2 separate regions of the Homo sapiens genome follow, and region 2 is linked to region 1. A link is a loop called in an ENCODE intact Hi-C map of the cell type or tissue named here. Cell type or tissue: PC-3. All regions are shown on one strand. Each heading gives the region's core, and the rest is flanking DNA. Links, peaks and the distances in the headings are about the cores only. Region 1 overlaps PCCA (propionyl-CoA carboxylase subunit alpha). Region 2 holds the start of LOC105370335 (a long non-coding RNA gene).

Region 1 (16,464 bases), core at 4,211-12,210:
TATATTCATGGCACCTTCTGTAGGTGGCTCTCAAACAATCGGGCATATTTAGGGCAGTTCAGTGAAGCAGAACATTTCAAAAAAGAGAATTCCTATCCTCTCCGTGAATAAATCTATGAGCCACAATTTGGTCTATCCAAACAGAAAAAAGATAAAATGGTTTGAGGAAGTGTCTCTTGGTGAAATTGGAACCACCACCCGAAGGTTCTGGATCCCTACCAGGTCTGATTTCTCTTGGGTAAGAAAGAAGCAGCAGTGAGACAGCTCCATTTCATTCAAAAAACCTGCTGTAACTCAAAGCCTCCTGTGGGCATCATGATGGCAGGGATGCAAAAACAAAATATAATTCCCCCTTTAATTCTGCATGGGGACGGCGGGAATCTCTAAGTGCCTCTTCACAGGGCCTACTGAAAAGGGTGGGGGCAGAGCTTTGATGGCCTAAGTTCCAAGTGGATTTGCGACACTGTGACAGGTTGAATAATAACATCTTTTGCATGTTTCTTTACTCCTGAGTGTGTGTTTTGCAATCAAGACATAGAAGCGTCTGCCAGTTTCTGAAGGATATGTTCCTTAAGTGAAATTACAGTGCAAATAAAAGCTTTTTGCTCCTATTAAAATTCATCTGAGTCATAAGTGGTGAGGGAAAAAGCGAGGAGAGTGCACGCTGCTGTCAGTCTAATAAACATTCTGGGCAGAGGGACTATTTATCAGTGAATTGTACCTCCAAGTCCTTCATTAAATCAATGGGGGAAGGTGTGGAGGGACAGAGAGGACTATAATTGGACCAAATTGCACAGTTTTCCTATCTGTGCTGTCTGCAATGGGGGAAAAAATCCAACATCACTAGAGGCATCAGAGTCAACAAAAAAGTTACTTTTCTAGTTGGTATCGCCCTGAGCTGCGCCTTCTGTGTGACTGACTTACGACGTGCCTTGTTCAGTTTTCAGTGTAGCACACAGATCTATTTTTTTCTTGTTTTGCAGAATTCGACTTCAAAATATGAAGCCTAAATTCAGGAAAAGTATCTTCATTCGCTGAGAATATGATTTACCACATTTCCCCACAGTGGATATACTCCAAAAACTAAGTTTAGTTATATCACAGATCAGCCTGCATATGAACGAAGCGCTAAGACTGTATTTAGCTTCATTTCTCCCCAGAAATTACAAGATTCTGACGAACACTGGATCCTTTTACTATTTTTATAATTTTCATCTTTCAGATTCCTTTCTCTGTAGGACTCCTGCTTTGCTTGGAAAGAGATGTAAAAGAATCACAAACTCAATGCCTTTAGATGCAGTCTTTGTTACTGATGAGATGTTCCTTTTCCTTTTGTATTTGTTTATTGTTCTTAAATCTGTTTGGGGGATAAGTGACTTATTGTAATAGCAAGTAAAAAATAACAACGGGGTAAACTCCTCCAGAGAGGCCTTGGTGCAAATAGTTGGTTTAGAAATGACCTTTCTGAATATAAAAAGAGAAGACAGAGAGAGATTCTCTTTTTAAGATTACCTTTGATGTTGTCCTGAGCCCGTGAGTGTACCACACAAACACGCCTTCTTAAAACAGCCTCTCAGCTGGCCTGTGCTGTGCTGCACGGGGCGCGTGCCGGGATGGGGCCCAAGCAGGGTGCAGCGTAGGGGCCCATCAGAATGAACTGCCTGGTGAGAACCGTAAAAGCTTTTTGATGCCCCAGAAAAGAAGTCATTTAAGAATGTACACCAGGGCCTTCCAAGCTTCTGATCAAAACTGCTATTTACTAGCATCTCTGGATTCTTTGGGGGCACAGAGAGCCAATGCTTTGTGAGACTTCAGGAATGTGCCCCTACCTGGACCGTGGGGTACAAGCTCGGTTTCACCGTGGGCATTTAACTATTCCTCAAGGGTTGTGCGAAACTCCCTTAGAGAGTTTTGATTTTAAGTTTTTGTGGTTGTTTTCAAGAAGATAAATCACAAAGTTGATGTTTGAGGGTAGGAATCCAAGACTCTGAAGGCTTGTGGACAGGACAGAGTAGTAGGATCCCAGAAGCAGCCAGGTTTTCCCGCTGCCTGGGTAGGATGAGGGAACATGCCAGCGTGGGTGACAGGCAGCTGCCTGTGGGTGGGGCTGGGCTGCCATGGAGCCGGAAGATGACTCGCTCCAGTGAGCTCGGGGCTGGTCAGTGCGTGGAACTTCACTCCGCTGGCTTAGGAAGGTGTTCTCCAGACCACACAGCCAAATGAAAAAAAATGTTCTTGAAAAACAGCTCACCACGTAAGTGAGAACAGAACAGTTGCTCTCTGGCTTGGCCTGGTGGGACTCCTCAACCCACACACGACAGTAATGGGAGGGAATGAGGTGTTATCTAAGGACTGAATGACGGAAAGGTGACCCGAACCCGGGTCTCTAAGCAAATTAATTTTATGGCCTCTACAGTGTGAAATCATGTCTAACAAGAAAATTTCTCCCAAAAGATTAAAAGAAAGAAAGAAAAGGAATCACAGCTGACATGAAAGGGTCAGGAGGAAGGCCACAAGAGCAGGACAATGACAAGAAACACCAGTGGGATTGTTTTTAAAACTGACACGCAGCTCTTCCGTGGACCTATTGAAAGCCTGGGGGCTGAGAGTGGTTGCTGCAGCAGGAGGCGGCGGCTAGTCACAGTCTGGGTGAGAGAGGGATGTTATCACTGGACCTCATTAAGAAAAGCATCCTGCAACTGGGCATGTATGCCTGCACCCCAGAAATCAGCACCCCAAAGACAGCAAAGAATGACCCACTTTGAGACACACTCCACTTTCACGGATACACAGAATACCACCCTGGAGGCTTCTGTATTTGTACAGTACATGCACCTCCTTACAGCATTAAATCCACCCACTTTTTTCCACAGCCTGTAGAAGTAGCAGTAATGTAATTCTGCAGACCCCATGCGCTAAATGTTGCAATGATCCCGAGGTCTGCGGCTGCTCCCGAGGTGAGCGCTTGCAGTTTGCTGTACAGTTTTCAGCTGTGATTTCAAAGCCTCCAGTGCCACTGTCAACCTCCGTTCCTCTTCAAGTGGGCTCACTTCCAGTTTCCATTTATAAGTCATTCTTCCAGTAACAATTAGGACACGTACAGTTGACTGACTGTTAATGTTCTTTCATGTCCTCAACTGTTGGCCATCTCAGTCAATACCAACTCAAGGGCAGGTGCTATCTTTGACTGTAAATCACTGTGCATCAGCTATCTTGAAGCACTGGCCAAATACTGTCCATGCACCCCTCACTAAGTAAGGAGGCAGACACTTCTTCAAAGATTAGGCTCTCTTCCTAGTCAAGGTTTTACACCTTCTGGCCCCAAAGGTCTCCAACATTAAGCTCTGTCTTCATTTCCGCAGCGTGGCAGTGAGAGCAACACTCAAATATTCCCCTAAAGGTCTACTGTCCTAACTCAGAGCTGGAGAAACAGTGTCAGTGTTTTTAAAGTGATGGAAAGCGCGAAATGCAAAAATGATGCATCTTTAAAAACACTGGCGTGGCTGAAAAGCAGAGAAAAACTAGATATGAGTTAAAACAGTTCAGTGGAATGAGACTTGAAATTCAACCACGTTCTACTCTCCTAAATTCTTTGTAGGGTACACAATTATCACTTGAGGAAAAGCAGAGCAAGGTTAGGAGCCATACAAAATAATTTCCCTCTACTTCTGCACAGGGCCCAATCGCCTGATATCTGAGCTACACCACCACCACCACAAATCTCCAAGACACAACAGTGACAATACACAGAATTGAAGCCTACGGCCGTCCTTCCTTTGGAGGTGCAGCCCAGGCAAAGGAGCGGACATGGACAGGCAGCAGCTAAGGCGCAGGGCGAACCACAGCCTCCTACAGCTGCAGTCGCTGGAGCAGCCTGTTAGCATAATGCTGTGACAACTCCATCAGTGCAGTCTCAAGGTAGCTGTCAATCAGGATGCATCATTTAATCCAACAGCACTCGGAGGACTTTCTCCTACAACCCACATGACAGCATATCTACAGCTCTATTTATATCAGCGCCCAGTTGTGTTTACAATATTGTTGTAATTAGAAAAGATGCAACAGGCAGCAATATTATTGAGATTTCCATTTTGTAGTATTGCCCTGTAAAGTGTGATCTTGCTTCACAGAGTCATGCTAAATGACAAAAGGCTATTTTCTTCAATCTCCCAGCTCAGACAGCACTTCATTTGCAGCTATCTATAATTAGATTAATGGTGTAGTGCGGTACAAAGCAGGCCCACTTCACATCAGATAGCATATGAATTAGGACAAACACTTATTTCAATTCCAGGCAGAGAAAGCAATGACTGGGGTATTTAGCATACCCTTTATGGTGGAATGAGATGTTAATTGTGTACCATTACCTCTAAACTGCTTGCTTGTTGTATAAATCACTGTGCTAATTGATGCAGAGATAGAAATGTAGCCACAGGCGAGAAAGCAAAGGAATGAGAGCTGAAGATGGTGGATAAAGGATTATCGAGTAAAACCATATGGAGATGAGGTTCCTTTGAAACCTTTGCTTTCTGCCCATGAGCAGGATTTCTTCATATACAGCAAAACTCTGATACAAGAAAAATTAATTTTACATTCCTTTTTAAAAACACAAATTCCTTGTAGAAGTTCCGGCTGCCAGAAATCCAAATAATAGGTATGTGGAATTCATCTTAATATACATTTATAAAAACATGGAATGTGTAGTTTTCAATAGTCAGAGCTCCTCATCTGGGTTTTCGGCTCATGGGTTAATAAATAACGCTTGTAAACTATACCTGAAGCAGATGTTTCTGACCCATCCACAGGGCAAAAACAAATTCTTTCCCAAGGCTTGAAGTTGTTCTTTTAGACAAAAACAAAACAAAACAAAACAAAACAAAACAAAAAAAACACAAAACAAAAAACCCACACCACCACTATGCTGGCTTAGTCTGTTATAGACTCTAATTGTGTAGAAACATTTATTCAGGATGTGAATCCAACAGAACAGAATCATTTTCATCTACCATTAAAACAACGATTTTAACACCATCACCCAAACACTGAAATCTGACTATTCCAACTTGAGATATTCTTCCTTGTTTTTCTAAAACTAGCAAAAAATAAAAAATAAACAGAAGCAAGTAGTAATTTAAAAGCTTCCGTTTTAAAATCTCTGAATGTTACTCTTCCCTTTTAAAATGTCTTGTTCTGCACTCAACAACTCTTAATAGGGTAAAAACGAGTGTCTCAAAAGCGCACATATAGAAATCAAATGTTACGTCCCACAAGTCAAACCGTCCGTGATCCACAGATAAACGTGCCCCTGGAAGTTCATCATCAAGTACATGTGTCCTGAGTACATGCTCACGTTTTCTCACTAGCAAGGCAACACTGAGGCGCAGATTAGTGCTGTGGACCTTCTCACAAATTCAGCTGCTTAGTAATTAGCACTGTTACAACATTTTACGCAGAGAACAAACGCATAGGGTCAGTTAGCAGCTCCAGTTCTCAGCGTCACGGTAACAGTTAACATATCCGTCTACTGGCAAGTGCACATTTGAGAAACACTGTATCTTTCAGCGTTGTGAAATATGAACACCACACTAACTTGCAAGAAAATAAAACAATGTTTCAAGAAACTAGCAAGTCTAGTTCAAGTTACCAGGACTGAAACTTGGGAGGGGAAAGTCCAGAGCTGCTTTTTTGGGGGCCACAGCTGTCACCTTTCACTGTACAGAGTGGCCCTTATTATACGTCTGACTGCTGAACTAAGGACACCTGGATCGCAACTGCAAGCGTTTACGGTTTAGGTTATTATGCTAAATAATATTAAAAACAAACAAAATCCACAAAGAAACATCAAGGACTCTCAGGATGGAAACCAACGTCAGCACAATAAATAGCCTGAACCCCCCACCCCAAGCATTAAGGCAACACAAATAGAAAGGAGAAAAGATGTGGAGACAGTGTAAAGCCCTGCCTCCTGGGCATTAATCACTTGTTTAGACCTTTTTACACTAGAGCCTTACAGCCTGCAGCCAAAACCAACACGCCTCAGTGAAGCTGGTGTTAACAGAAGAAAATATATGGTTTCTGACATTGCATCCCAGTTCCTCAACATTTGCTCCAACTGAAAAAGGCAGTTAAACACAAAGTAAATCATCCAGTTAGCCTGGCTGTTTAGTGACACACAATTGATAATGTCAATACATTGCAGCGACATAATGCGTCACTTTCAACACTCGTCCGCTGCCATTTATGAATCAATCTGTACTCAAGGTTTTGTTGTGTTACTGGTAGGTGGTTCTTGGAGTTAAGTCGTTTACTGGACCAATGAATGTGCCACAAGGAGGCTCAACGGCAGTGAGCAGCAATCTCATTTTTCGAGGGAAAAATTAACACAAATAGGAGTGGGAAGAAAATCCCAACAAAACAGAAGAATAAGAATATCTGAAGCCCATTCAGCAACTCATTTTTCAAACATCCTGCAAAAATGGGGAGGGTTTCCTTAGAGAAAAGAACCATCTTAAGGCTAATCATCAACAGCATTGAAGGAATGGGTAAGACTGTGTGTATCTCGGGCTTGCTTCCGAAAGATGATCTCTCCTCTGGAGGGAAGAATATGGGGTTGTCAATAATACAAAAATCTAGCCTCATCCTTTGTTCTGTCTTGTTTTTGTAACTGGAAACACAAGGCTCATTCCAGTTATACTGTCCTAAGATGAGCAACTTAAAAAAAAATAGTGCCAAAAATTAAATTGAAAATTAAACACTAGGCTGGGTGCGGTGGCTCACACCTATAATCCCAGCACTTTGGGAGGCCAAGGCTGGAGGATCATGAGGTCAGGAGTTCAAGAACAGCCTGGCCTACATAGTGAAACCCCGTCTCTACTAAAAATCCAAAAAATTAGCCAGGCGTGGTGGTGGGCGCTTGTAATCCTAGCTGCTCGGGAGGCTGAGGCAGAAGAATCGCTTGAACCTGGGAGGTGGAGGTTGCAGGGAGCCGAGATCGCGCCACTGCACTCCAGCCCAGGCCACAGTGCGAGACTCTGTCTCAAGAAAAAGAAAAGAAAAGAAAGAAAATTAAACACTAGACCCAGCACTCAATAACAGAGAGGATTTATTTCTTCCCTTGTGTTGCACTGAGGTTACCTTGTAATCTGAATCACTTGTATCATAAGAGAGGCCTAAAACTGATGTGGCGGGAAAAGAGCTAGCGTCTAGGAAGCTGCCCCATTCCTAGTCTTCTAAGAATTCCGAGGTGGTCTCTGATGGGCAGGAGGGCACTGAGAAGTCCTCAGTGGGTTTCCCAAGGAGCAAGTCTGTTAATGACAGCAGCCTACCTGGAGTGTGGCGCCATAGTGCCATGTGTGCAGGTGTGCCCATGATAAAGGGGGCCCAGCCTCTGCCTGGCCCAAGTGCCCCCAAGCTGTCTAACAAGTAGGTGCATATGCCACAAAGGCAATTTGCTGGAATAAGTGGCACTTTCACTTCCACAAAGGCAAGTCCATTTACAATGAACTGTACAGAATGCACAAAATAGAACATGTGCATTCTGTTTGATCAGGAGTCTCTGTGACACATTACGACTATAATGAGTCATTTTTTTCTTTTTACTCAAGAAAAATATTATAGATCTTTGAAAGCCATGTACTCAATTATATAACAATACCAACACCTGTTAACAGTACAGGCTGTTTCTATTCTGTATCTCGAATTGTTTTATGTAATTACGAATTTATAAGGTATTTGGTAAACCGGTAAGAAAGTACCTTTTTAAAGCACTGTATAATTTGGGGTACAATGAAGTGTTCTCTTAAAAATCTATAATTAGGGCAGCATCAGCTTACAGAAAAGTAAAGGAAATGTTATAAAAACACAATTATGTAGATAAGCACCGCGGTGAGGAAGTGTACCATTTCACGACGGTGCCCAACCCTCTTCCTTTTTCTCCTCCTATCTGAAATGCTCTTTGCTCATATCAAGTTGAAGTCATGCTGTCAGAATGAATGACCTTTGGGGAAAAAAGATGGGGAGCTCTGACTTCCCATGTAAGTCCTCAGTCCCCCCCAGGTTGGAGCACCTGGGAAGTGTTCTAATGTGAGGGGCTTCAACAACAATCTTGCCTTTACAGGTTTTCTTAAATATTTTTACTATTATGAATTCACTGAAGAAACTCAAAATTCAAAATGCCTAAATGCTGGCTTTATGGGACAGAAATTCAGAAACTAAAATACAGAAAGGCAGAGTAAACGAAAGTAAAGATGACTGTGATACTGTGAGGTAGACCGTCGGCCAAGAAAACTGAAGCAGAAAGCAACTGAAACCCCCGCCGCCCCCGCCCCCACCCCCGCCCGCGAAGGTTTCTGGTCTGAAGTAGCAGAAATGAGCGCTGGTAGGGGGGTTGCCTAAGAATCTTGGGGTTTACAGTTCTGACACATCCTAGACGCTGAGCCAAGGAGGACTGCTGGCACCCTCATGCTGTGCTGTGTACAGAACACACGATGCTGAAGGTGGCCAAGTCCTGGAGAGCCATGGGAGAAATCGGGAGACAGGGCGATGTGGCCCCCGTCCTGGCAGCAGCAGAGCATGAAAGCCCAAGTCTCTGAAGCCAACAGGCCCGACTGTGACATCCCAACGAGATGGCACCTTCTGACCAAGTTACCTCCTTCTCAGACAGATGTCAACTCTAAAATCAAGCTAATACAGGTCTTGAGTAACTGTTTTGAGGATTAAATTTACGAAGATCTGCAGCGCACCTAGCAAGTGCTCGAGAGTAACTATTCACCAGGTATTATTTCCTGTGTCCTTTCCAAACATCTCTGGTTGTTCAGAATGAAAGAGTGGTGGATTTTTTTGGGGGGGATGGGGGAGGGTGGGCAGAGAAACAGGGTACCACTCTGGCACCCAGGCATGGCTCACTGCAGCCTCGACCTCCTGGGCACAAGTGATCCTCCCACGTCAGACTCCCAAGTACCTGGGACTACAGGCAGACGCCACCATGCCTGCTTAGTGTTTGAGTATGTTTTGTAGAGATGGGGTTTTGCCACATTGCCCAGGCTGGTCTTGAACTCCTGGGCTCAAGGGATCCGCCCGCCCCAGGTTCCCAGAGTGCTGGGATTACAGGCATGAGTCACTGCACCAGACTGACACTGGTGGATTTTATTTTAAAATCATGTATTGTAGGACATCTCAGATTAACTTCTAATTGTTGGAGTTCTAGCTCTATGCTCTCCATGTTTGAGAGCAAATAGATTACATTCTTCAAACATCACATCTGGCTCTAAAATCAAAGAAAGGAAGTTGATTCCGTGTTCAGAGAGGTTCCCAGGCATGCAGCGAGGGACCCCACGGTTGTCTTTTCCTTAGACAGTTAAAAGCATAGTGAATTAGAGAAACAGTTTGGTTAATTCATTCAAAAACCATTTATCGAGCATATCTGGGCAATGTAAGAATACAAAATAAACAAGAAAAAATGGCTCCTGACCTAAATACCATAATCTGGCCAGAGGGAAAAGACATTCATGAATGACACAATATAAACGTATTCAAGGATTACTAAGAATGTGATCAATATGAGGTGGGCTTTTTTATTTTAGCCCCTCTCTTACAGAAAATCTCCAGGCTGCGAGGCAGCAGAGAGTAGTGGTTTACCATTTAGGATCTGGAGTCAGAATACTGTTCCACTTACAAGCTTGGGAAAGGTCGACTTTCCATGTCTCAGATTCCTTCTTTATGAACTGTGGATCATAACAGTGCCTGCTTCTGTGGAAAGTAAGTGAATTCTTTTTTTTTTGAGACAGAGTCTCTCTCTGTGTCACCCAGGCTGGAGTGCAGTGGCATGATCTTGGCTCACTGCAGCCTCCGCCTCCCAGGTTCAAGTGATTCTCCTGCCTCAGCCTCCCGAGTAGTTGGGACTACAGGCACGTTCCACCACACCCAGCTATTTTGTATTTTTAGTAGAGATGGGGTTTCACCATGTTAGCCAGGGTGATCTCAATCTCTTGACCTCTTGATCTGCCCACCTCAGCCTCCCAAAGTGCTGGGATTACAGGTGTGAGCCACGGTGCCCGGCCAGTAAGTGAATTCTTGTATGAAGAAGCCTCAGAACACAGAAATGTCATTAAGTATTTAATAGCCATCATTACCACTAATTGCTGTCATTAAAACATGTCCACAGATGGACAGAAATCTTGGGCACAGTCACTGAGAAGACACTGGAGGCTGTCTGGGTGGGTCTCGAATTCAACACACAGGGATCTAAATCGCTCTCACGCCCGCGTACACGCTCTCAGATGCACAACAGCCATGCACCTCAACTCTTCACGCTGACTCTCTCCACTGGAAGTGTCCTCTGATCATATTCTTAGCCTAAAAATTTGGCCTTCTATTCAATTCTCATATGAACATTCTCCCGACTTGGAACGTTGTCCTATCTATGTGGATCTGACTATAATCTTTCCCCAGACTTTAAGACTATGTTGCTAATTTCTCATGGCAGAAGAATTCATATTTGAGGAACCTGAGATTTTATAAGAAAATGAGAATCAGGGGACTGAGCAAGTGAAATTTGACAGCTCTTATAAAACAATGTATTTTATGGAGTTAAAAATAGTTATAGGCTTATTGTAACAAGTCCAATGGTAAAGAGGTGTGTAAAACAATTTACTAATCCACCCTCTCACATCTAATCCCACTCCCCTTCGGTAATGTCAATTTTTATTGTATATCTTTTACTCACATGAATCTATCAAAATATAAACATATATGTATACTACAAATACATTTAGCCTGGGTAAAATGAAACACTGAAGACTGCTTATTATTGAGGATCTCACTCTGTCACTCAGGCTGGAGTGCAGTAGTGTGATCACAGCTCACTGCAGCCTCAACCTCCTCAGCCCATGTGATCCTCCCACCTCAGTCTCCCAAGTAGCTGAGACCATAGGCACATGCCACCATGCCCGGCTAATTTTTTTTTAAATTTTTTGTAAAGACAGAGTTTTGCCATGTTGCCCAGGCTGGTCTCGAACTACTAGGCTCAAGCGATCCATGCCCCTCAGCCTCCCAAAGTGTTGGGATTACAGGCATAAGCCACTGTGCCCAGCCCACAGCTCATTTAAAGAGGGAGAGATTTATGATCTTTGGCCATTCAACATCCTTGACTCACTGTAGACTTTTAAACACAAGATGTTTAATACAGAAAAAACTTTATTTTATTATAATTTCTTTTTTGGGGGGGGATGGAGTTTCGCTCTTGTTGCCCAGGCTGGAGTGCAATGGCGCAACCTCGGCTCACCACAACCTCCACCTCCTGGGTTCAAGTGATTCTCCTGCCTCAGCCTCCCGAGTAGCTGGGATTACAGGCACGCGCCACCACACCCAACTAATTTTGTATTTTTAGTAGAGACAGGGTTTCTCCATGTTGGTCAGGCTGGTCTTGAACTCCCGACCTCAGGTGATCCACCCACCTCGGCCTCCCAAAGTGTTGGGATTACAGGCGTGAGCCACTGCGCCCGGCCAGAAAGAACTTCAGGTAAATTATTTTTCCTCGTACCTGCTTAGCTAGCTTATCTTAAGCATGGCTGTGCTGAGCCTCTGTCAACAGGCAGCCTCTGCCCAGGACAACTCCAGACAACTCCCACTGGACAACTCCAGTGGGAGAGTATCCTCCACTGGCCCTGCCAGTCTCTCTTACCCACGATCCAGCCTCCCCTCCTCCCCAGGAATCAGAAGGTCCAGCTGTAAATACAGCTTTAACGCCCTAGGTCTGCGTCAGCCTCAGCTTCCACAACCTTTCCCAACGCTGCACTGAAAATTCCTGTCCTCTGCCGTCTGCTCTGCCTCCCTCTTCTTTTCTCAACTTTGTTTCCTCTTTTTCTAATTAACCCCAACAGCGTGACTTGTTATCTGCATGTAACAGACAACTCTGCCTGGCTGCAGTGACTCCACTAGGATTTTCCCTAAATCCCTGTCCTTTACTCCTAAGAGTCTGTCTCATATCCTACCATTCACACCAATCAACAGAAAGCTCTCTTAACTTTGTAAATTGTAACCACTCAGTCATTTTCAAGTCTAGAGGGCCAGAAATGCCAAAAGTAACTGCCAAAAGCTTTAGTCACAGAAGTTAAGGTCGATTCCCTGTGGTCTAATTTGTAAATGATAGCTGTCTAATCAAAAATGAGAAAGGCCTACCTAACCCTCTTACCACTGCAATTCAATAATGCTACACAGTAACTCATGAAATAAGACTAGGAGACATTTCCCTTGCATCTGTATAATCCAGAAACCAGGAATACTGAGTACCAGCCATTCTGTGCCGCTCTGCTCTCCTCTTGGTTAAAAATATACAGTACACACAGCCAGGGTGAGGTGGGATGAGAGGGTGCCCGTTCAGCAGGGACATCTACCCTGGCCTCTACCTTAGTGAAATCTGCCTGGATCAGGGGGCTGGGCCTCTGTTTCACAGGCTTAGAAGCTAGACTTCCACTATACACTCATAATGCATCACTCTGAACGAGATGGATTCACTTTTATCAAGCTCACAAGATACTGATGTGTAAAACATCTTAGGAATTTACAATCAGAAATAGGTTTGTAAAGGGAACTCACACACCTCCTAACTGTAGTGTGAGCACTAAATTATAGTCAGTGGTTCTTTGATAAATACAGAATCAGCAGAAGAGGCACTGGCTGAAGTGCTCTCCACCAAGACAGCATAAGCAGCAGTTCTCAATCACCAAAGCATCAAAACTTGCCTGGAGGGCTAGTAAAACCACAGACCGCTAGGCCCCCCACCTGAGTTTCCAATTCAGGTTTGGGTGCATTTTATTTATTTATTTATTTATTTATTTATTGAGAAGGAGTGTCCCTCTGTTGCCCAGGCTGGAGTGCAGCGGCACGATCTCAGCTCAGCCCAACCTCCGCCACCCGGGTTCAAGTGATTTTCCTGCCTCAGCCTCCCAAGTAGCTGGGATTACAGGTATGCGCCACCATGCCCGGCTAATTTTTTTGTATTTTTAGTAGAGACGGGGTTTCACTATGTTGGCCAGGCTGGCCTCAAACTCCTGACCTCGTGAGCCACCCGCCTCGGCCTCCCAAAGTGCTGGGATTACAGGCGTGAGCTGCCACACTGGGCCTGGGGTCTGCATTTCTAGTGAGTTCCCAGGAGACGCTGAAGCTGCTGGTCTGAGGACCACACTGTGGGTGAACAGAAGGCCTTCTCCATTATGGAATGGCCTTTCCCAGGGAATTTAGCTCATGTCCATGAGAAGGCTTTCTTCTCCTAGACTCAGCTGACAATGCGCTGCTGGAGAAGGCTTTTCTGATAGTAGACAATGGAGACTCAGAAGGGTGACGGGGTGGGAGGAGGGTGGATGATGAGAAATTACTTAATGGGTACCATGTACATTAGTCAGGTGATGAATATCTAAAAGCCTTGACTTCCTCTCTATTCAATCTATGCATGTCACAAATTTACACTTGTACCTCGTAAGTTTACATAGATAAAATAATTTCAAAAAGTATGTATGACTCTTGTTCTAGGTAGAAAAATCTCTGAGTGACACATTTTTTCTTTTTTTTAAGAGTCTCACTCTGTTGCTCAGGTTGGAATGCAGTGGCATGATCTTGGCGATCTTGGCTCACTGCAACCTCCGCCTCCCAGGTTCAAGCAATTGTCCTGCCTCAGCCTCCCGAGTAGCTGGGACTACAGGCACCCACCACCACACCCGGCTAATTTTTGTATTTTTAGTAGAAACGGGGTTTCACCATATTGGCCAGGCTGGTCTCAAACTCGTGACCTTGTGATCTACCCGCCTCGGCCTCCCAAAGTGCTGGGATTACAGGCGTGAGCCACTGCGCCCAGCTAAAGAAACATCTTTAAAGTATCTTTTGCATAAATTCAGTCTTGCTTATTTGATGTCTCAAGATTTGGGGAGTGTTTTGGTGTCTACAGTTACTACCCCATTAATTTTTCTCTGGCCTCAATGTTGCTGTCCCTAAATTGGATCAAATATATTCTTAGAAGGGTGAGATTAGGAAAGGAACTCGTTAATATAGACTGAAGGCCTCTCTAGTCTGTAAGTAACCTTAATATTCTGAGACTGGAGAATACCACCGTGCTCACTATCTTCTGGGAGAGAGGTTCTCTTTAAATGTTTACAGATTTCAGATGAGCTGAAACCAGCCTTAACTGCTCAATATTTGGGCAACTGGGGACTGTTCGTTTGATCTTTTGGTTTATTAAAAACTATGGGGAAGCTAACAAGTCTTAGAAAATTTAGCAAGGTAACTTTAAATGGAATGCACATGTTATTATTACATGAACTAATTAGTATAAATTCCTTGAAAAGAAACTTTAATATTAAAACATATATAAATATATCCTTAAGGAGAGTTCTGGTCTCAACAAATAATAACAAAATATAAGCGCCAGACCACCACTGCCCTTGGTCTGGTGTCTGCAAGAGGAAATGACACACTGAAGAGCTGGACTTTCATTTGACTTTCAACCGTACTACAATCTTACTAGAATGTGGAGAGCCTGGTGATTCCATCCATTTTAACACTGATCGCCTCAATCTGAAGACAGTCTCAGGGGAAAATGGACTGAGCCACAATTGTTTAGCTTTTTTCCTGGGTGGTAAGTAAGATTCCATTCTTGCCCAATTTCTTACTTCAATTAGATTCAGAGGTAGAATAGTCTAAAGATAGATTCCAAATACTATCTCTCTCATCTTTAAAAAAAGAAAAAATGAATCTGTTATTCCTTTTCCCCAAACGACAGAAGCATGATTTCATTGTATTTTCCTTCAAAACTGTGGCCAATAAAATGCTAGCACCTCCAAAAAAAGTCTCAAGCAACCTGTGAATTAGAAACACAAGAAATATTTTTTCCTTTGCTTCTCCTATGTTATTTTGAAAACTGTGAAAGAAAAAACCTTTTTAAAATGTCAAATATACTTGTCTTGCTTACATTCAGATGTATGCAAAGTTCACTGAGGCGTAGGTCTTATTTTTGTCACTAGACATAATGGGACAGATGTGCTTCTGCAACAGAGGTACGGATGCAGCATGCAGCAGTCTATCCCAGAAGCTCTGTAAACAAACACTCTTTATCCCAAGGAGGCAGGATATGAAAGGCTGGAACCGCCTTAATAAGACACTACTTGTCCCAACATAAAAGTCTGTCTTGAGGCATCCTACTACAGTCTTGCCTATTACTCTGCTGATTAAAGGAGGTTGACTAGAGCCATGTGGGCTAGAAGGAGTGAGGCCTGGACCAGAAGAAAATAATTGCAAAAGTTTCTCTGTCAAACATTAAAAGTCATCAACATCAGAATCACAAATATTTCACTAATCTCTTACATCCTGCAGATGTGCAGATAAGCCATTTCTCTCTGCCCAACACCTGAATGGAACAATGATTATCTTCCGGGATACAAAACTATCTCCTAGTTTCACCAGTTATGTGAGCGCGGATGCTGACAAAGGAGAAGTCTTATTTTTCAAACGTCTTTTGGGAACAGCAAAGGCTATGAATATTTTAGAACTAGTGAGAGAGTGCTATGCTGAGCCACGGAAGCAAACCCCTTGTGTTCCGTGTGTTGACTGCACACGCCCATAGTTTTGTGGCTTGGTGAAAAGCTTTCACTTGTCACAACTCACGGTTTTCCACAATAACGTGAATTGACATCAATGATTTTGCTTGCAATGCGGGTGGAAGTCTTGTCTTCCACTGCCAAGTTCTCAGAACCAGAGAACCAAATCAATGCCTTGTTAAAAGGTTTTGACAAGGTATGGTGGCAGAATACAAAATTTCTCTCTACCATAAACAAGCATGCTAACAAGACAGAGATGAATCATTAAACTACCTCCACCCCAGGAAATATCACTCCAAAACAGTTCAATAGGGAGGAGTTATTTTAAGCATAAAGAACATGGTTGGTAGTGGAATAAACCTACAAAGACCAGACACATGCTCCAGTGTGGATGAACCTCAGAAGTGTTATACTGAGTGGAAGAAGTCACACGCAAACAGTAGGCTAGGGGTTGCTGGGGGAGGTGGGGGAATAGGGAGTGATCACTTAATGGAAATGGGGTTTCCTTTTGGGGTGATGAATCGTCTTGGAACTGGAGAGAGATGATGGTTGTACAGCGTTGTGAACGTTAATAAATGCACTGAATTGTATGTTTTAACTTAGCTAATGGTTAATTGTGTTATGTGAATTTTAACTCAAGGAGCAAGGAAATCTATTTGGCCATATGAATTTGTAAAGCTTTCATTTGCAGGCTCTTCAGTCACTAATACGGGCGTGTTTCCAACTGATTTGTGGCTTTCCTCTTTCTCTCTCTCTTGTTTTTGGTATGTCTTCTCCAGTAGACAGTACTAACCTCCATGAGAGAGCATAATAGTATCTGGTACATAGAGAAGACATTCAATATTTGTGAATGAAAAAATAAAAAAAAATCGGTAATTTT
Region 2 (16,464 bases), core at 815-8,814, 140 kb after region 1:
GTTTTTTTCAATATTTGGTTACTATTCAAAATGGTTTTTTTAAAAAAAAATTACAATGAAATAAGTAAGTATGCCATGCCTTAAACTTCAGAGACATAAAATGAATTACTGAGTTAGCATGATGTGGCCTAGAGAATCATTTTGTTCTTTACTGGTGATGAGACTAAAAATGTATTAAACAATGAACCTCTCTACATTATTCTACTTATAGAATGTTTCTTCATGATGTCAATTAGAAGAGAAATATCTTAGTACATTAGCTAGGATATAATTTTTTTTAATTATTATTATTATTTTTGAGACGGAATCTTGCACTGTCGCCCGGGCTGGAGTGCAATGGTGCGATTTCGGCTCACTGCAACCTCTGCCTCCTGGGTTCAAGTGATTCTTCTGCCTCAGCCTCCCGAGAGGCTGGGATTACAGGCGCCCACCACCACACGCGGCTAATTTTTAGTATTTTTAGTAGAGATGGGGTTTCACTATTTTGGTCAGGCTGGTCTTGAACTCCTGACCTCATGATCCACCCGCCTCGGCTTCCCAAAGTGCTGGGATTACAGGCATGAGCCACCGCGCCTGGCCGATATAATTATTTTTTGCAAAAAAAAAAAAACAAAAAAAAAACTATACTTATTTTATAATGTTATTACTAAAAATTCACGAAATTTAAAAAACGAATTTAAACATTACTCAGATACCCACTTATTATGTTATTATATAATAGGACAACATCTAAATTTTGCTAAAATAAAGCACATTCACACACACACACACACACAAAACCCTAAATGACTTATGAGTTCAACAAACACTAAGCACTTGGCTCTAAATTGTGGGGCACCACAGAGAAATAAAACACAGTCCTCATCTTGGAAACTTACACATTATTTCTTTTCTAGCCCTGGTTTTCCCCATCACCTAAAACCCCCCAGAAAGGACTCCATATCTATGAACAATGTTAGTCTTATCATACGGGTCTTTTCTTGCATATTATCAGTATTACATGGTTCAGAAAATCCGTATCAAGCAGCCAAAGACAAAAGTGTTTTTAGAATATAAATGTTTCCCACGACTTTTTAAAGTAACAAAATTTAATGATTTCAGAATTAACCTAATTTAGGTATTGCATATTTATACTTGTGAAGTAATATTTACCAAGTACTAAACATCAGCATTTTGTAGTATCTGGGCTCCAGCTTAAACCACAGTTCTGAAAAAATGTTCCAAGTTATGTTTTCATTTAAACCCACCAAATTTTCAAAAGAAGTCTCTGTGTATTCAGCATTAAAAAAATCAGAGTCACAAAAACTATGCTTCTAATCCAATCACCTCTAGATTCAATATCTGATTAATATTATTAATTTAAATACATATTTGTATTTGACCTACCACTTCTTGATCTGCATTATTCTGAAGATAAGGATATGTTTTAAATACCATGGAAGTAAAAATAAAAGTAAAAAAAAAATGCATCAACAATAATGCACACTGTACACACAGGCCTTGACGATTCTTTCTGGCAGTGTGAAAAGAACTGTTTCAGGGGATAGAGCCTCACACAGAAGAGTATGAATGAATGGGGGTGCAGGGGAGTTGAGGGAGACAACACACAGTGGGGAGGGGAGGAGGAGAGGGAAAGAAAAGGAGGTCTGAGCAGAAAGGAAGAAGGGAAGAAAGGGCTTCTGTGCCAGTATTCCTCTTTTTTTTCTTAGCACCTTTATTCTACAGGGCATTTATTTGTTTATATGTTTGTCTCCCAGTGTCCTGTGGGCTCCTAAAAGACCAAAATCATTCCTTATTTTTGTATCTCCAGCTCCTGGCACAGGATGGAGACAAAGAGATGAGGGATAAGTAGAAAAGACTGTGAGGAGTGTCTACTATGCACCAAGCACGTGTAGAAGGGGAGGCTGACTTGCCCAGGAGAGCAAGAGCACAGGTGTGACAGGACTGTGTGCCCCAAGCTCCTGGATACTCCCTGGGTGTCCCTGGACTACGCCTATCATCTCACTAAGACTTCATTTTGCTCACTTCGAATGGGGTCAATACTCCAATTTCACAGGGGTATTGTGATTGCAGAAACAGCCTCACATCTAGATGACCGTGCAACTTGGCTTTCTTGAATCTGTGCTTTCCTCAAGAATTATGTCACTATCTTGCTCATGATCATTTGATCGTTTTCTACCCCACACCAAGTTACATCTTTATTAACCTAACTACCATTCAATGCCTTAAAAGTAAGAACCCACCTTTTGCATTCAATTTTATTTCTGCTTATTCTCTGATTTGTCTATTTGGTTAGGACAGACTCTTAAACCAAGCTACCATGAGGCAGAGAGCAAGACAGTGGTTTTGAACTCAGGCCTTGATGAGTCACAGAAGCTGACACAAAACCCGGAGCAAACTGTCTGTCTCAGTTTCCTTATGTATGTATAAAAGATTGTAACAATATCTGCATTGATAGGGAGGTGTTGATTAAATTAGGTGTATACATGCTATAGCTTTTATTATGAGTAGTTGTCCCGGCTCTCGGCCTATATTCTTACTTTCCCCTATAACTGAAACCTCTTTCTTTATAGAAACTTTGGATTCTCATCTCATCTCTCTGCTTCTCACACTAACAGATCCTTCAAGGAAAATATTGCCTCCCTCACAAATTGTTCCTTAATTATAGCATAAACTCAAGAGATCTTTCTTCCATTTAATCTATGTCATATGCTGTAATATTTTTCAAACTGTAGCAGCCTGATGGAGTAGGGATTGAGAATTTCTTCTATCACGTAACAAGTCTCTGCTTCCAGAGGCATTGGAACATTGCTGATCCTGACATCCTGTTCCAACCCAGAACCCATTTTCCCACAGAAAGGGACCTTATAGATGGTGATGAGATACAGTTGCCACTCTCCAAAACCTAAGTACTATTTATTTTTCCATTGTTTTATTTTGATTCACATCTGTTTCATATATATTATAATTTGTCCCAGGAGGGGCCTTATGGAAAGAGTACAGGGTTTCGAGTTAAAACATCCAGGTCTAAATCTCAGCCTGTTCTACTAGCAATGTACCTGAGAACTTATTCAATCTGTTTGAACCAATATTTCTACACCTGTAAAAGTGTATCAGAGTTAGGCAAGTGATAGGAAGCTACTGCTTCTTCTACAAACTTAACTCCTGCAGTGGCACTTTTCTAACAATTTTTTCCTTTTCTTTTAAGAAACATGATCTCACTGTGTCACAATGGCTGGAGTGCAGTGGCCCAATCATAGCTCACTGCAGTCTGGAACTCCTGGGCTCAAATGATCCTTCTGCATCAGCCTCCTGAGTGGCTGGGATTACAGGTGTGCGCCACCACCAGGTCTGGCTTTTTTTTTAAGAGATGGGGTGGATCTCGCTATGACGCCCAGACTGGTCTTGAATTCCTGGCCTCAAGGGATCCTCCTGCTTTGTCCTCCCAAAGTATGGGATTACAGGTGTGAGTCACAGTACCCAGCCTTTTTCTAACAATTTCTTTCAGGGTGATATGTTAACAGGATATAGGAAAAAGGCTTCACTGTGCAAGACCTCTAAATACCAAAACAGAGTCGAAACTGTGAAATCTATTTGTAAGTTCACTCTTCTACAAACAAAATTTGCAAAGATTCCTTCTGGCTTGACATAAGTTTGAAACTAGTTTTGTTTGGGTTTTTAAATAAAATGGATGGGTTGGGCATATATGCCAGTTAACTGGCAGATATAAATATGCTCTGCAATAGAAATAAGCTATAAATTTTAAAAAATACAAACCTGAAAGAATGCATGCTCTATTTCTGCAAAATCACTGAAAATACATTTATAATACTTACTTTGAAACATTCTTATTAATTTAACCAGCACAGACAGATTTATGATAGTAACAATTACCTACAATTATGTGCTAAATGTTTAGAAAAGAATTACACAGATCCATTAAATTCAAAATAGTCTCAAAGAAGATTTTTATGAACAACTCTCTGACAATAAGGAAAAGGTCTTAGAACTTCAACTCACCATAGTAATGATACAGTTTCCTTTAACGAAGTACATTTCTAGTGAAAGATGCTGTCATCTGACCAAAAATTTAATCTGTGCAACTTATTAGTCACCTGCAAAGCTGATACCAATTAAGTTATTTCTTCAACAAACAAACAAAAACCAAAAACCCCAGTAAAAAAGAACTCACATAAACAGTGACTCACAAAGCAAATAAAATAATAGCTCTAACCCAGGTCTGTCCACTTTATCATCAGCCAGCCAGGATGAATATGCTCGACATAACTAAATTTTTTATATTTGATGGTGAAGAACTGTCAGCTGATAGTCACTATTAATACTAATACATTTAACTTACTGGAATATTTTACTCAAAAGGGTGCTTTTGAGTAAATACTTTGCTATTACAAGTCATTTGCTAAAAGAAGACTGTATAAACATAAAAACTCTCAGCATCTTCAGTTAGAAAGGATTATAAGCATTTTAAACCATAATTATCAGACACTCAAAAAAGCTGGTTTTTGTTGTGCCATCACCTCTTTAGAAGTAAAATACTGAGTTAAAACAATGCTAATGGTCAAGGAATCATTAAGAAATGCTTCATCATAACTTTCACAGTGGGTGGGCTGTAAAATGATCGAGAATAATATGCTGCATTCCATGGCCACTGAGGTCAGTTTCTGCATACAAATCTTTGCAGGAAGAAAAAGGCCTTCAGAAAGTGGGCCATTCATCTGAACCAAGTTCAGAGAATTTCCAGCACGGTGAAAAGATATGTTATGCAAGCACATAGATGTATTCAGTGGGGGTAGACAGAACCAGCTACATGGAGACTACAAAGGAGCCCTCCCATGGCTCATGAATAAGTCGAGGAAATGATCAGAAAAAAAAAAGGAGAGAGAGATGTTTAGACAGATGGCCCACTTAAAATGCCTGAGACAGGGCATAAGCAATTTTAATGAAACTTTAGATCTAGTATATGAATTGTTTCTTATTTCCCCAGGGTTGGGGAAGGGGAGGAACAACTCCCAGGGAAGATAAAAATTCAGCAATTCACTGGAAAACTCACTTTTAGAACGTTGAGATGGAGGAATAGTTAAGTACAAGTTTTAGTAGTTTTTTAACTAGTGCAATAAATTCAAAAAAAATTCTTTACAGAGCCATCAGTTATTAAAATGAATATAAAAAGCATAGAATGAACAGATTAAAGGAATTTTAAACAGAAGTCTACTGCCAAACCAAACAAAAATCTGAGCCTTATTATGTGAGAACTTACAACACTCCAACATTAAAGTTCATCACTGCAGAAGAAAGATAAAAGCAGCATTTTCAGAGAACCTCTTCAAAGCTAGGAATTGGCATAGAGGAGGATTAGAATTCTGCCTACATGCAATTGAAAATGTGTATGTTCAAATACATGAGACTGTGTGGAAGAGTCTGTATCACATAATCATGCTGAGAAACAGGGAACACCCCCAAGTTTGGTGTTATTAGCATTACAAATAATTACACAAATGACATCTGAATCTAGGATAGAATACGTAATGTTACTCATAATCTCATATATTTAAATATTATGCATACTCCCTTTCCTTCTTCCACCGATAAGGGCTTAAGGTTCTCAATTTAGACACTGGGCATGATTAGCCAGGAAAGGCACTGTGGCACAGCTGTCACCCCAGCAGACCCCATGTCTCACTGACCAAGTGCAGACCTACAAAAGCTGTGTGACCTCCATCCACAACTTACTTAGCCTCCTTGTGCCTCAGTTTCCTCATCAGCAAGACAAAGATAATAAGAATGCCTAACCCATATGCTGCTTACATGAGATAAAAGGTGTAAAATGCTTAGAGTAGTGTTTGGCACATAAATGCTAAATTAGTTATTATTGTTACCATAATTGGGTGCAGAAATATCTGAAATCCCTCTCTTTTGTTTCAGCAACTGTTATTTTTTTTTAAATTTTACTCGCATACAACTAACATACAGTCAAATTCCAAGATCTTAAGTTCTGTCATTCACCCTTCCAGTCGCTTGGCTCTGCCTGCCACTAACAGTCAACCAGAGATTATGCTTGCCTGTTCTGAGCTTCACAAGAACAGACTCCAAAAAAAACTGTGGCTTTTTTGACCAATATAATGTTTTTGAGGTGCATCCATCCATGTTGTTGAATAGTTCATCCTTTTTTTCTTGCTGAGAAGTATTTTACTGTACCAACACACCAAAATAAGTTCATCCTTCTGTGGATGGACATTTTTGGTGGTTTCCAGTTTGGGGCTGTTATAAACAAAGCCACTGTAGATATTCTTTGTACTTGATTGCTTTTTCCCCCCTTAAAGAGGTATGTCTTCATTTCTTGGGGGGTAAAAAATCTAGGGAGTAGAGGTCGTAGGCTAAATGTAGGTTTAATTTTATATGAGTTGCTAAATTGTTTTCCAAAAGATTACAACATTTCCATGTTTCCACTGCAATGAGTTACTCTACATCCTTGCCACCATTTGGCATTGTCAGTCTTTCTAATTCTAGCCAGGCTAGAGGCTGGGAAACCGCATCTTATCATAGTTTCATGTATATTTCCCCCATGACTAGTAATGCTGAGGACCTTATGGTGCTCAGTGGCCATTTATATTCAAGTTTTTGCCCATTTTTATTAGGTCATTGGCCTTATTTTTATTGATTTGTGAAAGTTCTTTATTTTGGATACAAGGCCTTTGTCAGATTTATGTATTGCAAGTATTCTCTTCTGTGGTTTGCTTATGAATTTTCTTAACAATGTCTTTCCTTCAGCAGATTTAAAAAAAAAAAAAAAGACATTATTTTTTAAAGCAGTTTTAGGTTGACAAAAACTCAACAGAATTTCAATTTCCCATACATCCTCCCCCACATGAATTCCTCTATTATGAACATCTTGCATTTGTATGGTGTATTTGTTACAATTGATAAGCCAATATCAATGTTACTGTTAACTGAAGTCCATACATTAAGGTTCACTGTGTTATACATTCTGTGGGTTTTGACAAATATCTAATGAAATGTGTCCAGAATTACAGTATGATACAGAGTAGCTTCACTGCCTACAAGTCCCCTGTTCCACCTATTTATTTCCCCTCCCTCCCCCGAATGCTTGGCAATCACTGATCTCTACCATCTCCATAGGTTTGCCTTTTTCAGAATGTCACTTAGCGCTGGAATCATACAGAATGCTGCCTTTTCAGATTAGCTTTTTCCCCATACCAATATGTATTTGTTTCCACTGTCTTTTCATGCCTTAGTAGCTCATTTCTTTTTATTGCTAAATAATATTCCATTGTACGGACATACCAGTTTATCCACTCGCCTACTGAAGGACATTGCTTCTCAGTTTTGGCAATTATGAATAAAACTGCTGTAAGCATTCACGTGCAGGTTTTAGTGTGTGCCTATGTTTCCAGCTCATTTTGGTAAATACCAAGGAGCACAACTCCTTGATTATATGGTAAGGTTATGCTGTGTAAGAAACTGCCAAACTGTCTTCTAAAGTGGCTTACCATTTTGCACTCCCACCAGCAATGCATGAGAGCTCCTGTCGCTCCACATCCTCAGCAGCACGTGGTGTTCGGTGTTCTGGATTTTAGACATTCTAATAGGTATGTAGTGGTATCTTTTTACAGTTTTAATGGAAGTTTTTAATATTAACAAAATCTAACTCACTAATTTTTCCTTTTATGTTTAGTGCTTTGTGTCCTTGCTAAGAAGTTTTTTGCCTACATACAAAGTTTCAGAAGATATACTCACATGTTTTAGATGTTTTACATGTAGATCTGTCTATGATGCATCTCTAACTTTCCTGTGTGGTAGGAGACAGGGGTGAGCCCATTTCAGGAAAATTTGTAGACCAAGTACTGCAACTTTGTTCCTATTAGCTATTCTAGGTCTGATATGGTTTGGCTGTGTCCCCACCTAAATCTCATCTTGAATTCCCACGTGTTATGGGAGGGATGCAGTAAGAGGTGACTGAATATGGGGGCAGGTCTTTCCTATGCTGTTCTCATGATAGTGAAGGAGTCTCACGAGATCTGATGGTTAAAGAAAAAAAAAAGGGGGGGGTTTCCCTGCACAAAACTCTTTTTGCCTGCTGCCATCCACTTAAGATGTGACTTGCCCCTCCTCGTCCATGATTCTGAGGCCTCCTCAGCCATGTGGAACTGTAAGTTCAATTAAACCTCTTTCTTTTGTAAACTGTCCAGTCTCAGGTATGTCTTTATCAGCAGGGTGAAAATGGACTAATACAAGTCCCTTTGCATTTCCATAGAAATTTCAAAATCAATGTGCCAATTTCTTCCACATCCTCCCTGAGATACAATCCCAATAGAATTACTATCGGGCCTGCATTGAATCTGTATTACTGTAGAGAGAAGTGACATCTTAATATTTTCTCTTCCAGTCCATGAGCAGGATATAACTCTTACTTCTTCTGATTTTTAATTTATTTCATAAAGTGTGGTAGTCATGAATCTCTTTTGTTAACTTTATGCCTATTTTTGCCTTAGTTTTATTCATTGTATGGCAGACTCCTTAGAGTTTTCTTAGGTAACCAATTAAGGTGTGGAAAGCTTCCTTTGCAATCATTAGGCTCCGTTATTTCTTGCATGCCTTCATACTCTAACTAGTGACGGTGTCTGCTTTGCCTATTTTTATGCTATGTTAAGTGGAACTTTAATTTTCACTTTCCCATTGTTGCTAGTTTATTCAAATACAACTTGCATTTGATTGCCTTTTTATCCTGTAATCTTGCTAAATTTGTTAGTTCCAGCAATTGTTTTATAGATTCTTATAAGGCTTTCTATGCAAACAATTATGACCTCTGTAAATAGAAATGACTTTACTTCTTCCTTTCTGATTTCTATGCCTTTTATTCTTTTCTTTCCAACTGCACTGGCTAGGATCTCCAGGATAATACTGTATAAACACGATAAAAACAGACAACTTTGTCTTGTTCCCAATCTTAAGAAGACAACATTAAATATTTTTTCTGAAGTTTCTTCACTCTCTTGCCTTTCTTTTTGTCCTTCCTAATACATGCTTCCTGATAACTTATAGTGCCCACAAGTCACCGAGGCTGTCTTCCATTTTTTTTTAAACAGCTTTTTTCTTTTCTTTTTCTTTTTTTTTTTTTTTGAGGAGTCTTGCTCTGTTGCCCAGGCTGGAGTGCAGTGGCACGATCTCAGCTCACTGCAAGCTCCTCCAGCTCCCAGGTTCAAGTGATTCTCCTGCCTCAGCCTCCCTAGTAGCTGGGATTACAGGCGTGCACCACCACACCTGGCTAATTTTTTGTATTTTTAGTAGAGACAGGGTTTCACCATGTTGGCCAGGCTGGTCTCAAACTCCTGACCTCAGGTGATCTGCCCACCTCGGCTAAACACCTTTAGTGAGGTGTATTTGACATTTTAAAAAACAGCATGTTTAATGCACACAAGTTGATTAGTTTGGACATATGCATACGGTCATTACATTATCACCACAATCAAGGTAATAAACATGTTTTACCTCCAAAAGTTTCCTTTGTCCTTTTGTGTCTCTTCAATTTTTTAAACACATTTTTCTTTCTCTTTTTTCAGATTGCATAATCTCTATTCTTCTATCTTCAAGGTTACCTATTCCTTCTTCTGCCATCACCAGTATGCTTTTCAGCCTATCCAGCAAATTATCCATTGCAGATATAGGACATTTTAGATATGGAATTTCCACTTAGTAGTGTGTTTTAATTTCCATTTCTATGCTGATAGTTCCCATTTTTCCCTCATTTTCATCTTTAATACTTGAAAATGATTTTAATAGCTACTTTAAAGCTCTTGCCCATGAAACAAACATTTTAGTAATCTCACGGTTGATTTCTGTTGACTGCTTTTCCTCTGGATTATAGTTGTCTTTATTCTTAGATTGCATGCCAAGTAAACTGTATTGTGGAGATGTTGTCAGACTTCACTCATCATGTTATCTCCCTCTGAAAAGTACTGATTTTTATTACAGCAGGCAGTTACATTGCTAGTTACCAGTCCTGAAGTTGTGGAGGCTCACTTTTATGTTGTACTAGGAACTATTTGGTTTTGCTCTCAATAAATAAAAAGTCCAAACCATTTATTCCAGAAACAGTCTTTTCTCCCAAGGCATGGTCCTTCCAGGGTTTTAATGGAAAGCTCAAGGTGTTTACAAGTACCTCAAATTGATGAGATTCAGATTCCAACATTATCATAACCATGGTAGGCAACTGAAATTTTAGCTCAGTTCATTCAGCATTCCAGCAGTTCTGGGATCTTCTGGGATCCCTGGGGTCTTTGTTACGCACATTTCCAGGGTCAACCAACAATTTGAGAGAACCTGAATTCACATATGGAACTCTTCACTCTGTTGCTCCCTTTCTGCCATGATATCCCTGCTTAATTTCCAGCAGTTCTGACAACACTGAACATCATTCTCTGAGACCTAAAACCAATAACTGAGTTACAGCCATGCCTTAATGCATGCAATAGTGACTGCTTTCAGAGGAAAAGCCACATAAATGTGCATCTCACTGGTGTAGTTTTCTTCTTTTAGGGGTCGTATTTGGTTGTACATCGACAGCCTTCAAATAGTTGTGCTTTATATTTTGTCCAGAGTTTATAATTATTTATCTGGAAAGGAATTCATTGAAAATACACTACACTGCCATTGTAGGAACTGAAACTTTTCCGTGTTGTTTTAATTTTATGTCACTTGCATTTCAAGGCAGAAGAGGAAAGAAAAGATGGAAGAACGCGGGTTCACATACATCTACTACTTCCACCTTCCAGGTGGTAGCCCAGGAACACTTGATATTGCTACCCCCAAGAGCTACTCTTGCACTAAATTGAGAGCAGACATAGAAACATATTTTACAATTTGAAAAGAAATATTCTCAAAGACTCCATCAAACTAGAAGGAAGAAATGCCTCATTTAATTCCTAAAATTTGAACATCTATTATACCATTAGGAAAACAAATTCTTAAATATAAAATGTGTAACAGACTATATACATTTAAACAGTTTGAGATGAAATTCACATATCATACATTTAACCCATCTGAAGTGTACAAGTTAATGGTTTTTAGTATAGTCACAGAGTTATGCAACCATCCCCACAAGCAACTTTAAAACGTTTTCATTGCCTCATAAGGGAAACATTAGATACGAGAGCAGTTACTCTACATTCCCCTCCTCAGCCCTAAGCAACTGTTATGTACTTTCGATTTCTATAGCTTTGCTTATTCTGGGAAAATTTGTGATCTACTTTGACTGAATTATTTCATCTAGCATTTTTGCAAAATTCATCCATGTTGCAGAAAATATCAATAGCTCATTTATTTTTATTGCTGAAAAATAATCCATTCTATGAACGTATCACATTTTATTTACTATTATATACTCATTCATCATTTGAAGGACATTAGGGTTGTTTCCACTGGCTATTATGAAAAATGCCACTATAAACATTTGTATACAACATTTCTGTGCACACATGGTTTCATTTCCCTTGGGTATATACCAGGAAGTGGAATAGCTAGGTCATGTGGTAATCGTCTAATATTTTAAGAATCTGTCAAATTATTCCCAAGTTCATATCACTGTAGTCATAAATTCCCACCAGGAACATGTAATGGTTCCCATGTTTCCACATCTTCACCACTTCATGGGTGTGAAGTGGTATCTCATTGTGGTTATGACTTACATTTTCCTATCAACTAATGATACAGAGCATCTTTTATGGGCTTATTGGCCATTTCTATATCTTTTTTGAAAAATTTTTATTCATGTCCTTTGCCTATCTTTTAACTGGATCATTTGTCCTATTATTAAGTTGTAAGAATTCCCTATACTAGACAAAAGACTATTAAATATATATGATTTGCAAATATTGTCTCCCATTTTGAGGGATGTCTTTTCACTTTCTTCATCATGTCCTTTAAAGCACAAGTTTTAAATTCTGAAGTCCAATTTATCTAATTTTTCTTTTGCTGCGTGTACTTTTGACATCTTATGTAAGAAATTATTACCTAACCAAACGTAACAAAGATTAACTCCTATGTTTTTCTCTAAGAATTTTGTTGTATGCACTGTTACATTTAGGTCTATGATTCTTAAAGTTCATTTTTATGTATGGTGTGAGGAAGGAGACCAACTTCATTCTTTTACATGTGCATATCCAATTGCCCAAGCAGAATTTACTGAAAAGATTAATCTTAACTCATTCAATTTTCTTCCTATCCTTACTGAACTCAATTGACTGTAAATATAACAATTTATTTCTGGAGTCTCGATTCTATTCCATTGATCAACATGTCTATGCTTACGCCAGTACCACTTTGTCTTGATTATTGTAGCTTTGTAGTGTTTTGAAATCGGGAAGTAGGAGCCTCTGAACTTCATTCCTCTTTTACAATGCAAAAGCATTTTCATATGAATTTTGGAATCAGATGTCTATTTTTCCAAAAATAATGCAGCTGGGATTCTAGTAAGGATTGTGCTGAATCTGTAGATCAGTTTGGTGATCAATATTAGGTCTTCTGATTCAAAACATAGGGTGTTTTTCATTTAGGTCATCTTTATTTCAACAACATTTTATAGTTTTCAGTGTTCAAGTATTGCATTTCTTGTTTAAAATTTACATTTAAGTATTGTATATTTTTTGGTGCTATATAGAGTTGTTTTGTTAATTTCATTTTTGGCTTGTACAATGCCACTGTATAAAAACAAAAATTGATATTTGCATATCATTCTTGTATCCTGTATCCTTCCAGGACTCATTAGTTCTAACAGATTTGTTTGTCAATTCCTCAAGATTTTCTACATCTAAAATCATGTCATCTGCAAAAAGAGGTAAGTTGACTTCTCTCCAATCTAGATGCCCTTATTTTCAGGTGTGGGTTTATTACACATGCTCCTCATCAGTCTGAGGAAGTTGCCTTCTATTCCGAGTAGGCTGAGTGTTTTTCATAATGAAAAGCTGTTGGATTTTGTCAGATTTTTTTTTTGCATTTGAGATAATCCTGTGGTTTTTTTCTCTTATTCTATTAATATGATGTATCACATCGATTGACTTTTGTATGTTAAACCAACTTTGTATCTCTAGGAGAAACCTCATTTGGTTATGATGTATATCACTGTATATATTCTTGGATTCAGTTTGCCACTATTTGGTTGGGAATTTTTGCATTAATACTTAAGAAGGATATCAGCCTTTAGTTTTTGTCTTGCAATGACTTTATCTGGTTTTGGAATCATGATGATATTGGTCTTGTAAATTGGGATTTTGGAAGAGTTTGTGAGGATTAGTATTAAGTAATTTTCCTTTAACTTTTTTAACCAATGAAGTCATCTGGTCCTGAGTTCTTTCTAAGAAGTTTTGCAACGATTAGTTCCATCTCTTTACTTATGATAAGTCTATTCGGATTTCCTACTTTCTCTTGAGAAAGTGTTGGCAGTCTGTATCTTTCTATGAATTTCTCCATTTTATCTAAGTTATCTTGTTTATTGGTAAACAATTGTTCACAATATTCCCTTATGACCATTTTAATTTCTGTAAGGTCAGTAGGCATACCCCCTATTATTCATGATTTTACAATTTCAGTTTTTTTTCTTTTGGTCAGCCTATCTACAGGTTTGTCATTTCTGTGATCTTTCCAACAAACACATTTTGCTTTTATTGATTTCCTCTATTGCTTTCTAGTATCTATTTCATTTATTTGTACTCTAGTTTTCAGTATTTTATTCCCTCTGCTTTTGTTTGCTCTATTTTTCCATGTTTCCTGAAGTGGAAGATAAGGTAATTGATCCTTCCTTTCCTTCTCTCCCTCCCTCCCTCCCTTCCCTGCCTGCCTGACTGCCTTCCTTCCCTCCCTCCCTCCCTCCCTCCTCCCACCGCCCCCTCTCTTTCTTTCTTTCTCCCTTTCTTTCTCTCTCTCTCTCTCTCCTTCTTTCTTTCAACAGGGTCTCACTCTGTCAGCCAGGCTGGAGTGCAGTGGCATGATCTTGGCTCACTGCTACAGCCCTGACTTCCTGGGCTCAACCGATCCTCCCACCTCAGCCTTCTTAGTAGCTGGGATTACAAGTGTGTGCCACCACACCCAGCGAATTATTTTATTATTATTATTATTATTATTATTATTATTATTATTATTATTATTTGTAGAGATGGGGTCTCAAACTTCTAGGCTGAAGTGATCCTCCAGTCTCAATCTCCCAAAGAATTGGGATTACAGGCGTTAGCCACCAAACCCACACCCAGCTTTATTTCTTCTTTTATTTTGAGATAGGGTCTCACTTTGCCACCCAGGCAGGAGTACAGTAGTACGATCTTGGCTCACTGCAACTTCCGCCTCCCGGGCTCAAACAATTCCCCAACCTCAGCCTCCCAAGTAGCAAGGACTATAGGCACGTGCCACCATGCGCAGCATATTCTTGTATTTTTTATAGAGATAGGGTTTCACCATGTTGCCCAGGCTGGTCTCGAACTAGTGGGCTCAAACAATCTGCTCGTCTCAGCCTCCCAAAGTGCTAGGATTACAAATGTAAGCCACTTTGCCTGGCCTCTTCTTTTTTTAATACATGTGCTTACAGCTCTCATTTCCCTCTAAGCACTGCTTATGTGCAGCCCACACGTTTTTAGATGTTGTGATGTTTATATTAACCACAAAATATTTTCTAGTTTCCTCTGTAATTTTGTAAATCTATTGGTTATTTGGTAGTACATTGCTTAATTCCACATATGTATGAACTTCCCAAATTTTCCTTGTTGCTTTCTAATTTCATTTAATTTGTCAGAAACATACTTTGGATGATTTCAATTCTAGTAAATTTACTGAGGCTTGTTTTATGGCCTAGTATATGGTATGGTAAATATGGTCTAGCCTGGAGAATGTTATACGTGCACTTGAGACAGGTATATTCTGCTGTTGTTGGAGAGATTATTCTAGAGATGTCTGTTAGATCTATTTGGTCTATAGGGCTGTCCGACACTTTTACTTCCTTGCTGATATTCTCTCTAGTTGTTCTATCCATTTTTCAAAGTGATGTATTGTGGAATTGCCTATTTCTCTCTTTGTCTCAGTTTTGCTTCACATATTTGGGAATTGTGTTATTAGGTACATATATGTTTATACTTGTTATAGCTTTCTGATGGATTGACCCTTTTATCATTATAAAATACCCCTCTGTCTCTAGCAATAATTTTGTCTTGAACAATATTTTGTCTTGGCAGCTCATGCCTGTAATCCCAGCTACTTGGAAGGCTGAGGCGTAAGGATTACTTGAGTCCAGGCATTTGAGGTCAGGAGTTCAAGACCAGCCTGGGCAATATAGGAAAAACCTACCTCTAAAGAGATTTTTAAAAATTAGCTGGGCATGGTGGAGTACATCTGTAGTCCTAGTTCCTTGGGAGGCTAAGGCAGAAGGATCACATGAGCTCAGGAATTAGAGGCAGCAATGAGCTATAATCACACCACTGTATTCTAGCCTGGGTGACAGAGCAAGACCCTGTCTCTGGAAGAAAAAAAAAATACAAAAAAAGGCTGGGTGTGTTGACTCATGCCTATAATCCCAGCACTTCAGGAGGCTGAGGTGGGAGGATCACTTGAGCCCAGGAGTTCGAGACTTGCCTGGGTAACATAGCAAGACCTCATCTCTATTTAAAAATATATATATAGCCAAATGTTAGGGCATGCACTCTAGTACCAGCTACTCAGGAGGCTGAGGCAGGAGAATCACCTGAGCCCAGGAGTTCAAACTTGCAGTGACCTGTGATGCCACTGCACTCCAGACTGGGTGATAGAGCAAGACCCTATCTCAAAAAAAAAAAAAAAAGGCTATTTTGTTTGACATCAGCATTATTAGTAATAAAATACTGATAATAATATTACGAATACAATGTCTGTCTGATACTTTTTTCCATCCTTTTACAATTGACCTATTTATGCCTTTAACTCTAAAGTGTGTCTCTTGTAAAGCATATGGTTTGATCATATTTTTAAATCTATTCTGTCAGTATCTGCTCTTGATAGGCTTAAGCCATCTGCATTTAATATAATTAATTACCCATCAGGTAGGATTTACATCTACCATTTTGCTTTTTACTTTCTATATGTCATATCTTTTTTCTCCCTCTATTCCTTTATTATTGTCTTGTTTTAAATCAACGTTTTCTATTGTCTTATTTTAATTCCCTTGACTTTTCTTTTACTAATACTATTTTTTAAAGTTATTTTCTTAGTGGTTACCCCGGGCATTACAATTTGAACCATGCTTCCAAGCAACATGGTTTGCTAGTCTCTGCTCTACCTTGTCTTACACATTTCTTAGTATTTTCCAAATATCACAGGATTTATTCACAGAACAAATTTCATTGAACATATTATTGGGGATAAGGCTGAAAAGATGACTAGGTAGTTCTGTAAAGGGAAACTGAGGTCTAT

Evidence for each region. A loop is a pair of places that touch in the nucleus more often than their neighbours do. Peaks named below come from ENCODE experiments on the same cell type or tissue, not always from the same donor. Only the 100,000 strongest peaks of a DNase experiment are listed, where the experiment ranks them.
Region 2: a loop joins it to region 1, with 9 times the contacts of the local background. A loop is called at or near these places in 2 of 110 quality-filtered maps.

What each region holds. Positions count from the first base shown.
Region 1 is chr13:100,498,249-100,514,712 of GRCh38, reverse strand. The region is part of intron 21 of PCCA (propionyl-CoA carboxylase subunit alpha); the gene reads right to left. Among named protein-coding and RNA genes, the nearest start is that of PCCA-AS1, 25 kb to the right of the region's middle. RefSeq lists enhancers at 3,569-4,186, 4,187-4,805, 4,806-5,424, 11,583-12,220. In PC-3, for the core only: no CTCF peak of the experiment used is centred there; no DNase peak of the experiment used is centred there.
Region 2 is chr13:100,351,792-100,368,255 of GRCh38, reverse strand. All of the region lies in intron 18 of PCCA (propionyl-CoA carboxylase subunit alpha), which reads right to left. It overlaps LOC105370335 (a long non-coding RNA gene), which reads left to right and starts at 3,314. Exons shown (of 6, transcript XR_007063852.1): 1 at 3,314-3,349; 2 at 3,509-3,596; 3 at 7,549-7,628. RefSeq lists a silencer at 4,047-4,341. In PC-3, for the core only: no CTCF peak of the experiment used is centred there; a DNase peak (open chromatin) is centred at 4,175; H3K27ac peaks cover 533 bases.